Regions from separate parts of the Homo sapiens genome. Here region 1 is linked to region 2. Evidence: read pairs that join two places in POLR2A ChIA-PET (ENCODE). Cell type or tissue: MCF 10A. All regions are shown on one strand. Region 1 overlaps HDAC4 (histone deacetylase 4). Region 2 overlaps LOC105373966 (a long non-coding RNA gene).

What was found. ChIA-PET counts read pairs that join two places held together with the same protein. Peaks named below come from ENCODE experiments on the same cell type or tissue, not always from the same donor. Only the 100,000 strongest peaks of a DNase experiment are listed, where the experiment ranks them.
Region 1: POLR2A ChIA-PET joins it to region 2 with 5 read pairs; 2 of 35 experiments call an interaction of 5 or more read pairs at or near these places.

Annotation. Positions count from the first base shown.
Region 1 is chr2:239,273,412-239,278,411 of GRCh38, forward strand. All of the region lies in intron 2 of HDAC4 (histone deacetylase 4), which reads right to left. Among named protein-coding and RNA genes, the nearest start is that of MIR4269, 30 kb to the right of the region's middle. RefSeq lists enhancers at 1-409, 2,058-2,157 and a silencer at 2,306-2,514. In MCF 10A, no CTCF peak of the experiment used is centred here; DNase peaks (open chromatin) are centred at 1,080, 1,420, 1,960 and 2,540.
Region 2 is chr2:239,658,404-239,663,403 of GRCh38, forward strand. LOC105373966 (a long non-coding RNA gene) reads left to right here. Exons shown (of 3, transcript XR_924055.3): 2 at 68-219; 3 at 2,285-4,002. Among named protein-coding and RNA genes, the nearest start is that of LINC02991, 83 kb to the left of the region's middle. RefSeq lists an enhancer at 2,082-2,581. In MCF 10A, no CTCF peak of the experiment used is centred here; a DNase peak (open chromatin) is centred at 2,178.

The DNA.
Region 1 (5,000 bases), 380 kb before region 2:
AAGATGGTAAATAAAGAAAGCCTTTCCTGTGTGAGCCGAAGAGCTGATGAGGGCACTTCCTCTCTGCAGAAGTCTTTTACCTGATTCAGGAGTGAGTGTCTTGGATTATCACTCTGCAGCCCCCAGGAAGGAAGGAATGAAGCTAGACAGCCACCTTCAGGACCCGCTCATCACCCAGCAGAACGCCCACGCCCCCATGCCACAGTCTTGCCAACTAGCCCCGGTCCGGCGCAGGCTCCAGCTGCAACCGCCAGGTCACCAGAAAGAGAGGGAGGAGGAACTTGCTCAACACGCCACATGGACACAGGCAGTGAGAGCTCTGCCGTGGCCACACAACAGGACAAGCCAAGCTCCCCAACAAATAGACTGGAGAGCAAGAGGGAGGAAACGGCTGTGTCCATCACAAGTGACAGTGGCCCATTAGAACCCACGAACCTTACTTAACACTTATTTGAACAACAGCCACATACAAAAAGAAAAGAGACTGAAAACTTTTTGAGACAATGGGGATTTTAAATGACTGATTATTTGATGGATTCACGTGTTGATGTGTTAAAGCTGTGACAATGGTATTAGGGTCGCATGTTCGGAAGACACCTGCATGACGGTAGAACTGCTTTGGAACAATACAGTGAGGCAGGCCTGGCCCTGCTCAGCCATCGCTGAAGATGGGGACAGCAGCCTAGTCCGCTCCTTATTGTCTTTTCACTTTCGTAAATGTTTGAAATTTTCCGTAATAAAAAATGAAAGATAGCCAGTGAAGGTGCTAGATTTGGACGGGGGTATCACTCTGTTCTGTTTTGCTGTTTATTATTTGTTGCAAACATAAACCTGGGCTCACAATTGTGGAAGGTTACACCCTCCCAGCTCATTCAGAGAGAAATTTCAGAGCCAGGGGACCTCATGGCCACTAAGTTTCCACGATTCCCTGGAAGAGTCACATATAAACACACTTGTGATCATTACCAAACGACAGGACAAGCCCAGTGCACCCCGGCGTCCCCTCCCAGTTTTAAGGACGAATCATGTATGGGCCCCCGCAAGAGATGGGAATGAGCCAGGGCGCCGCTGGTCTCTAAGCCACGAGCCACAGCCATGACTAACTAGGAAACTAGGACAACAGCTACCATTCAACAGCTAATTCAACAACAATACAAGTAACCTTCACGGTAAAAACGAGAACCTCATTTGCCTACCTCGAAAATAACCAAAGCAAAGCAAGCCAGTGAAGCTGGGGGGCCCTGGGAACCCTACTTTCCCAGATGGCCCTCCACGGCGGGGCTCTCTCAGCCCAGCACAGTGCAGAGCTGTCACCGTGACTCAACGGAGGGCAAGCCTCATCCCCAAAGCTGCTCCAGAAAAGAAAAGGCTCAGAAGTCCCAGGTGGATGGCCCTTCCCTAGGCCTGGCCTGGCCCCCACGCTCCTCCCAGCTGTCCTTCTGACCCTGGGCCACTCCCCCTTCTGCTGCTCCTCTTGGTTTGAAGGAGGGGAGGGGCATGGTGACATCTCTTTTTAATTAAGGCTTTCTTACAAGTAATCTTTGCAAAGAGCCCTGTCCTGGAGTGATTTTGTGTGAGAGGGAAGAACAGATCAGCGGAGGGGCTTCCAACCATAAACATTCCCAGAGCTGCGAATATGTGCCCCTGGCCACAGGATTACACGTAGGAAGCCAGCACACGCTACGCTATCATTACCATCTCACCCATCTCCCGTGGCTGACGGGGATCGGGGGAAGAAAGGGTGGGGGCCGGCCGGAAGCCCCGTGGGCCGAAGCCACCCCAGGCCCTCAGCCCAGACCACCAGGCCGCGCAGGCTGGCCTCCTGAGGCTGTCCCTGGCAAGCCGCCCCACGCTGGAGCCAGGCTGCCGGCAAAGCGCTGCTCACTGCCGCTTTCTTCACATGTGGTTTGATTGACGCAAATCAAGAGGCAAGCAAATGATTCATAACTGTCCAAGCACAGGGCTCACCCAGAAACGGCAGGAGCCCAGACTTGCTGATTCACCAAGAAACGGCTTTGTGTACCGGAGGCGCTGTTGGTCGGGACGCTATCATGTATGCACACGGAGCTCTGCAAATGTGATGGCAGTGGCGATGTCATGGCCCACGGAGTGACAGCAGACCCTAACCCCACCAACAGGCAGCAATGCAGGGCCGCCACGAGGGGGACACACATGGAAGAACAGCAGCCACCGCCCCTGCCTGCACGGTCTGTGTGTGTGCGGGTGGCACACCTGGGTTCGGTACTGCCACCCTGCGACTCCAGGTCCAGCCTCAGAGTGAGGCTGGGGGCCTCTGCAGTGCCTGGTCCCACTCCCCACCCCTCAGGCTGCCAGGCACACCCATGATGCAAGAAGGCAAGATAGAACGCCAGGACCCCTGCCTTCCAGGAGCTCACAGGGAGGGGAAGACACCCAGGGGAGCCCCAGATAGCTCCTCATGGTGCCACGTGCCACCCTGAAGGTATGGGGCGGAGAAGATGAAGCTCCTCTGTCGCCTGCCTCATTTGGGAAAGCTTCCCAGAGGAGGAGAGGCCTTAAAAGGATGGGCGGGAAGGCACCAGGCGGTGGTGGACAGGCTCCGCCCAAGCAGATGGCCAGCATGCTCTGAGCCAGCGCAGGCCAGGGACCTCTGGGGCTGGGACTGCCCTGGGGCCAGGCAAAGAACCAGTGTTCCTCCACTGCCAGGGAGGACTGCGCAGGGACCTGACTCACGGCAGACACCGACCCCCACGCCAGCAAGTTCACTCTGGTGGCAACGCAGAGAACCTGAAGATGGCAGACAAGTTAGAGCAGCTGCACCAGTCTTACAGAGGCAGGGAGAGGCCCCGAACCAGAGAGCGGGTGCGGACCCTTGGCAAGTATGCCTTGGAAGTGTTGAGGGGAGAAGGCGTCAAGTCGTGGTCCCGCCAACAGAGAGGCCTGTCTAACTGACTCAGCAGCCCCTCTGCCTCCAGCTCCCTGTGTCTGGACCCCAGGCCACAGGACGGGGGCAGGAGTGGGACAGGCACCCGGGTTCTGCATGTATGGCCTGTGCCACCTTCAAAGCAGCCCTGACGGACCTCCCAACTAGGCCAGAGATTGCTCCATTGGTCATCAGTGCTGTTCCTGAAACGGCTTCACCAGTCATGGGGACCTAAGTCCCTCTAGCTGGAGATGAGACACCGATACACCGCAGACACCATCTGCTCTCCAGACACAGGCCACTTCCTGGACATTGCCTGCTGCCTGGACACTGCCCGCTGCCTGGACACTGCCTGCTGCCGGAACACTGCCTGCTGCCTGGACACTACCCGCTGTCTGCTGCCTGGACACTGCTCGCTGCCCAGACAAAGGCCGGCTGCAGAGGCCAGCAGAGCAGCAGAGCCAGGCGAGGCAAGACGGCAGAGGGAGGCCAGGGGGAATGACAACAGGCTCCAGGGTGAAGCCACCACCAAGTGATCAGGTCTGTGTATGAGTTCATTCTTCTTGCAACACTGTCTGTCACCGTGCCACAAAATCCCCCAACCCTGACCCCCTAACACACACCCCTCTAGCCCTTGGGGAACACCATTCGAGAGTCAGCTGTGGAGCCTCCCCTGCTCTGTGCAGCCCCTTTCCACTGCCGCGCCCTCCTGGGCCTGCATTTGCCCCTGCTGGTGGCACCTGGGACTCTGCACGGCACTAATATTTTGCAATTCTCTTAACCATTCTTGAAAGCAGGGACGGGGTCCTGCTCACCTTGGTGTACCCAGCACCTGGTATAGTGGGGTCCCGAGGTTAGCAGAAGGATCAGTAAAAGAAGAAAACATGTATTTGGAGGACAACCATGCTCCCAGAGCCGAGCCCGGTGAGCTCAGCTTCTGAAGCTCCCCAGAAATAGCAGATGCCCTCTTGTTCCCGGTCTGTCCAGTAAGGCCTTTCCAAAGGCACAAGGGTGAGAGGTGGGGAGAGGAGGAGCACCAAGCTCATTACCAGAAGGGAAGCTGGGGAAACGACAGGGAAGCCCAGAAGTGCAGACCCAGGTGGACAGGCCCTGGGCCACCACCCTGGGAGTACGGGCCGGTCAGCAGGAAGGAACATGTTTATGGTCTCTGCGCTGTTGGTGCCAGTCACGCCATGGTGGCCCATCGCTGATCATCACACGTTCTGTACTCCGGAGCAGGAACCAGGGTCTCAGGGCACTTCCACAAGCTCACCGGACATGTGCCCACTCTCACCGCACGCATCCCCGGAACCAGTGAGGCCAGTTCTAGCTGCCTAAAAGGGCCACACAGCCGCCCAGCCTGGTGTAGCCACAAGGACCCTGGCTTGATAATGTCTGCTTTGGAAAGACACTTCCAGAACGCCCAACAGCGCTTAGCAAACTCACACAGAAAACACCTGCGTTCCACAGCAACTCCACCCGGGCCGGGACCCAGGCCTGAAGCAGTTCCTACTACTCAGGTTCTCAGATCTGCCGGAAACAAATAACTGAGAATACTCTCCGCTCAGCAGGCCCCAGTCATACGCCCCAGTCACACACCCCAGCCACACACTCCAGCCACACACGCCAGCCACACACTCGGCTCCCCGTCTCTCCTGAGCAGGCCAGCCACACACCCCAGCCACACACCCCAGCCACACACCCTAGCAACACACTCCAGCCACACGCTCCAGCTACACACTCCAGCCGCACACTCGGCTCCCCGCTGGTGGAGGCCACCTGGAGGCTCAGGGTGTCTTGAGAAATGAACAGGTGCTCACCATTGGCTGGAAAGGGTTGAGTTTTCAAATTATCCCACCATTAGAGAAAAAAAGAAAAAAAAAAAAACAGACTGGTAACAAAGCATCAAGCCAAGTGGGGGTGACTTCACCCTGAGGACCCTCCAGTGGCAGTCTTCCAAGAAGAGGTGCCCACCAACCAGTATTTTCTACAAGGCCACAGAAAGCATTTGTTTAAAAAAAAAATTGACAATCTAATTGGTAAAGAAAAGGATAATTTTTAAAATGTAAAAACATATTTTGGGCCAGGACAAGGGCTC
Region 2 (5,000 bases):
CCAATGACTTTCTGTCATCATTTCTGGCTATTTCTTCCAACTCTCGTGGCCTTCTCTATGTCCCCAGCCAGCCACTGTTAGGACTGTGGGCTTCCTTAAGCTCTTTCCTTAGGCCCTACTGGTGCAGTCCTGAACCTCCACTAAAGACCGCTGGCCATTCCCCCGGACTTCTGCCAAAGGCCGTTCTTCCCTCTAGCTTGGATGCTGTTACTGCCCAGGGTTAGTATTGGCTCTCTCTGCTCCCCTTCCCTCCCCTCCCTCCTCTCCTCCTCTCCTCTGCTCCCCTTCCCTCCCCTCCCTCCTCTCCTCTGCTCCCCTTCCGTCCCCTCCCTCCTCTCCTCTGCTCCCCTTCCGTCCCTTCCCTCCTCTCCTCTGCTCCATTCCCACCCCTCCCTCCACTCCTAGGCTCCCATGCCTTCCCTCCCTCCTCTCCTCTGCTCCCCTTCCCTCCCCTCCCTCCTCTCCTCTGCTCCCCTTCCGTCCCCTCCCTCCTCTCCTCTGCTCCCCTTCCCTCCCTTCCCTCCTCTCCTCTGCTCCATTCCCACCCCTCCCTCCACTCCTAGGCTCCCATGCCTTCCCTCCCTCCTCTCCTCTGCTCCCCTTCCCTCCCCTCCCTCCTCTCCTCTGCTCCCCTTCCGTCCCCTCCCTCCTCTCCTCTGCTCCCCTTCCGTCCCTTCCCTCCTCTCCTCTGCTCCATTCCCACCCCTCCCTCCACTCCTAGGCTCCCATGCCTTCCCTCCCTCCTCTCCTCTGCTCCCCTTCCCTCCCCTCCCTCCTCTCCTCTGCTCCCCTTCCCTCCCCTCCCTCCTCTCCTCTGCTCCCCTTCCGTCCCCTCCCTCCTCTCCTCTGCTCCCCTTCCCTCCCTTCCCTCCTCTCCTCTGCTCCATTCCCACCCCTCCCTCCACTCCTAGGCTCCCATGCCTTCCCTCCCTCCTCTCCTCTGCTCTCCTTCCTACCCTCCCTCCTCTCCGCCGCTCCCGTCTCTCCCCTCCCTGCTCTCCGCTGCTCCCATCCCTCCCCTCCCTCCTGTCTTCTGTGTCCCTCACACCTTCCCCTTCCTCTGCTCTCCTCTGTGCCCCTGGGAGCCCACATGTTCACTTGCCTGCACCTCAGGCCTGGACTCTGGTGAGCCACACCACTTGTCCCTCGTCCCTTCTTTCTAAACCAGAACTTCTTGTCATCCAGCCAGACTGTGACCCTATCTGGCCTCACCCTCCCTCCCTCCCTCCTTCCTTCCTTCCTTTTTTTTTTTTTTTTTTTTTTTTTGAGTTGCACTCTCGTCTCCCAGGCTGGAGTGCAGTGGCGCAATCTCGGCTCACTGCAACCTCTGCCTCCCAGGTTCAAGCTATTCTCCTGCCTCAGCCTCCTGAGTAGCTGGGATTACAGGCACCTGCCACCACGCCCAGCTAATTTTTGTATTTTTAGTAGAGACAGGGTTTCGCCATGTTGGTCAGGCTGGTCTGGAACTCCTGACATCAGATGATCAGCCCGCCTCGGCCTCCCATAGTGCTGGGATTACAGGTGTGAGCCACCGCGCCTGGCCTGGCCTCACGTTTTCTGTTTGATTTCTCTCAATAGAATCCTTGTGTGGGGCCTCGAAGCTGACTGACCACACCCCTGCCTCCGCCCTAAACTTGCGTCTGGGTCAATTGGTAGTGGGGCAGTTGTGTGGAGGGTTTTGTCACTGTATCTATTCCACCACGCCCTGCCTTTCCCTTCACACAGCCCCCACTCTGGTCCAGGCCCGGCTGGCGCGGTGACTCCTCCCCCACTGCCTGGTCCTCCCCCGCCCCTCCCACGCAGGCTCCAACACCGTCGGGGTAGGTTCTTTCTCCTAAAACATTGCTGAGCCCCACATCGTGTTAGGTTCTTTCTCATAAAACATTGCTGAGCTCCATCTCAGTAAATGTCCAGCAACCCCCCGCCCGCCCCCCAGACTAGGTGGAGCCACACTAGGCCACTTCTGTGACTCTGGGGTTGGCCCCAGCTGTTCCTCACTCAGTTCCCCACTCTGCTCCCCACTGCGGGGCTCACTGCCCCTCCTCCTGCTGTCCTGAATCCATGCTGAGCTCCAGCCCTCCCCACCTGAGACACCTCCCTCTGCCTCCCTCATCAGAGGCGGGCACCAGTCCAGAGCCGGCTTCGCCACCCAGCCTTGAGTCACCTCTCCACCTGGCCACCTACGGAGAAGCTCCTAGGTGATTCATTTGTCAAGTACCGACGAGACACCCTCTGGTGTGAGGCGGCATTGTTAGTAACCTTGTTATGATCTAAATATTCGCAGGTTTGGATCTCATCGCTACCATAGACTGTTGGAGTTTCAAGGGTGGAGATCCGCCATTGCTTTTTCCATATCCGCAGAAATTCCTTTCACATGAAATGTGAGTCTGTTGGGTTCCCCCCCGAGACCAGCGGTGGAAGAAGAAGCTGGAGGTGGCTGATGAGACACTTCATGCTGGACCAAGAAACGGGGACTCGGGGTTGAGTCCACATGTGCCATTTGTGGGGACGCCGTGCATTCCCCAGTTTGCCGCTCTCTGTTTCAAATTCTTTCACTCGATGCTGTTGTGGGCATGAAGTCAAAGCAGGCATGTGTGAGACAGTGCTTTGTAAAACATAAGGCACGGAACAAGTTTAGAACAGGAAGAGTTGAAGCTGGATTGACGCAATTACCAAAAATAAAATTAGCTGAGGGTGTCAGCGATGAGCCATGGAACTTTTAATAATCATCACATTTTAGGTCGGTGCCTTTATGCTTTGAATTCAAATGGCATCAATTTAGGAATAAAGAAGTCAACAGTTTTAATGGCCCAATATGGATGCAAGGGTCACTGATTACTTTAGGGTCCTTATGTTGCAAGGAGTCTAGGAAAAACTTCAATTTTTTTTTTTTACAGCAACGTGATTCTCTTTGTGGTGTCTACTAAAATAAGAAAGTTACAGTGAGATTTCTTCAGTGTTCTGATGGCTTTCTGCCTCTCCTCTGACCAGCGTGAGCCACTCCTTCATCTCTGCCTCTCACTTTCTGCTTGACAGTCAAGGCTCGCCTTGAACCTCCCTCTTCAGAAAGCCTTTCTGACCTGCCTCCTCAGGAGTGTTTGTTTGTGGTATTTGACCACAATCTGCACTATACTAATTAGCTATGATTTTTATGGGGCTGGAGGAACTTCTAAGGCAGCAGCCGCGTCGGGTTCTTCTGTCTCCTTCCCAGGGCTTCCTCAGGGCTTAGTACAGGGCATGTGCTAAGCATTCCCTAGCCCCTTCCTTTGCCCTTGTTTGTTCTTTCTAATCAGATTCTGTGGGGAAGTTCATTGTCACAATGTCCAATGTTTAGCATTCAAAGGCTGCATGAGGTAGATCAGGTAAACATACCTCTCTGGCTGTACCAAAATGGGGGGTTTGGCATATCCGCCACCTGAAAGCAGCTGGACCCTGCGTGGATCTGGGTTTGTATGCTGTGAGTAATGCTGTCTGCATCTTCGAATCTTTCACTGTAAGAAACAAAAGTCTGACAGCCTCTGAATCCCGCCCTCCTTCCTGATACACTGTGACAATGTGTTTATAGTACCCTGTTGATGCTGACCAGATGCTTGAAGAGGACAGGGTCAGATGCTTTGTTTGCCGAAGAAACCAGGTAGATACCCACACTGTGGCCCCAGGAGCTGGCAGCATCCTGGCAGCACCCTCGCAGCACCGCAGAGCCCCCACCTGCCTGCCCGTCACCGATGTCCTTTCTCTTCTTGAGTTAAGCCTTTCACTTACTGTCAGCTGGAGGATGCATGCCACAGCTAAATCCCTGGCTAAAAGGTACTAACTCCCAGATGCTCCAACCCCCACTGTGGGACTCACCGTGAAAATGTCCAGTTTCTTTATTATCAAAGAAAAATAATAGTCAGTGAAACCCAAACAAATCTTAGCGCTCCATGTGGCACAGTCTCTGCCTATTGGGACAAACTTGTGATCTGTTTCATACACCTTAAGATACAATGTATCTTTCGGGAGTATTTTTAAAGGGGCAGGGAGGCGGTGGGTGTGGTGCTTCCTGCAGAAAGACTCCTGAAAGGCGTCTTGACTTGTTTTTCTCGCTCCCCAAAGCCCATCCTCTTGTGCCAGCTCACTCCCTCTCCACTCTGCTCCTCCATTTCCTGTGCCTTTCCTGAGGGACTCAGCTTACACCCAACACACGCCAAGGGACTTTCATTGCTGCAGCATCTAGGACGTGTCATCTCATTGTCATCACTCAACACTTTTCTTATCAGCCTCAGGCTGTTACTTGGTCTCTGCAGATACAGCAGAACTTGAGAGAGAACCAAAAAACAAAATCCTTCCTTGGTCCTGGGTTATTCGCTGGTGGAGTCTGTGTCTCTGCTAAGATGACTTTGTCAAACACCTGCTATGTGCCAGAGCGTGGGCCCTGTGTCCAGCACACTTGCATGCCCTTTTGAGACTGACAGGCATCATTATCTTTTCTACAAAAAAGAAAGACGAGGCACTGGGTGCATAATTAACCTGCCCCAGACACGCAGCCAGTTAGTGGTGAAGCTGGAGCCCCCCCCGGAGCCTTCACATCACTGCCCTGCTCTCCAGCCAACCGTGGAACGAAACAAGAAGGCAGACAACGTCCACGGACGGCTCGCCCTGTGTTTATTATAGTGTTTGCAAATCTGAATAACTGAGCACATTCCTGACAACCCTGACTACTGAAATGAAGGCAAAGAGATGGGATGAAAAATGGGTACTTTGGATCAAAACAACCCCCGATTTATGTAAATGTAACTCTAACTTTTGGACAGGTGGCAGGTTTGAGACTGGGAAGCTGGATTCCCTCTGGACTGGGGGTGCCTCTGGCGACAACACTCCTGAGGAAGGCTCAAGCAGAGGAATTTTTTAAAATGAATGAATAAATGAGCTCTTCTCATAGGTTCTCATGAAAGGAGGGTCCCCAAAGAAGGGGAAGGGCTGAAGGGTTGGGTGATCTACACATCAGCAGCAGCAGTGTG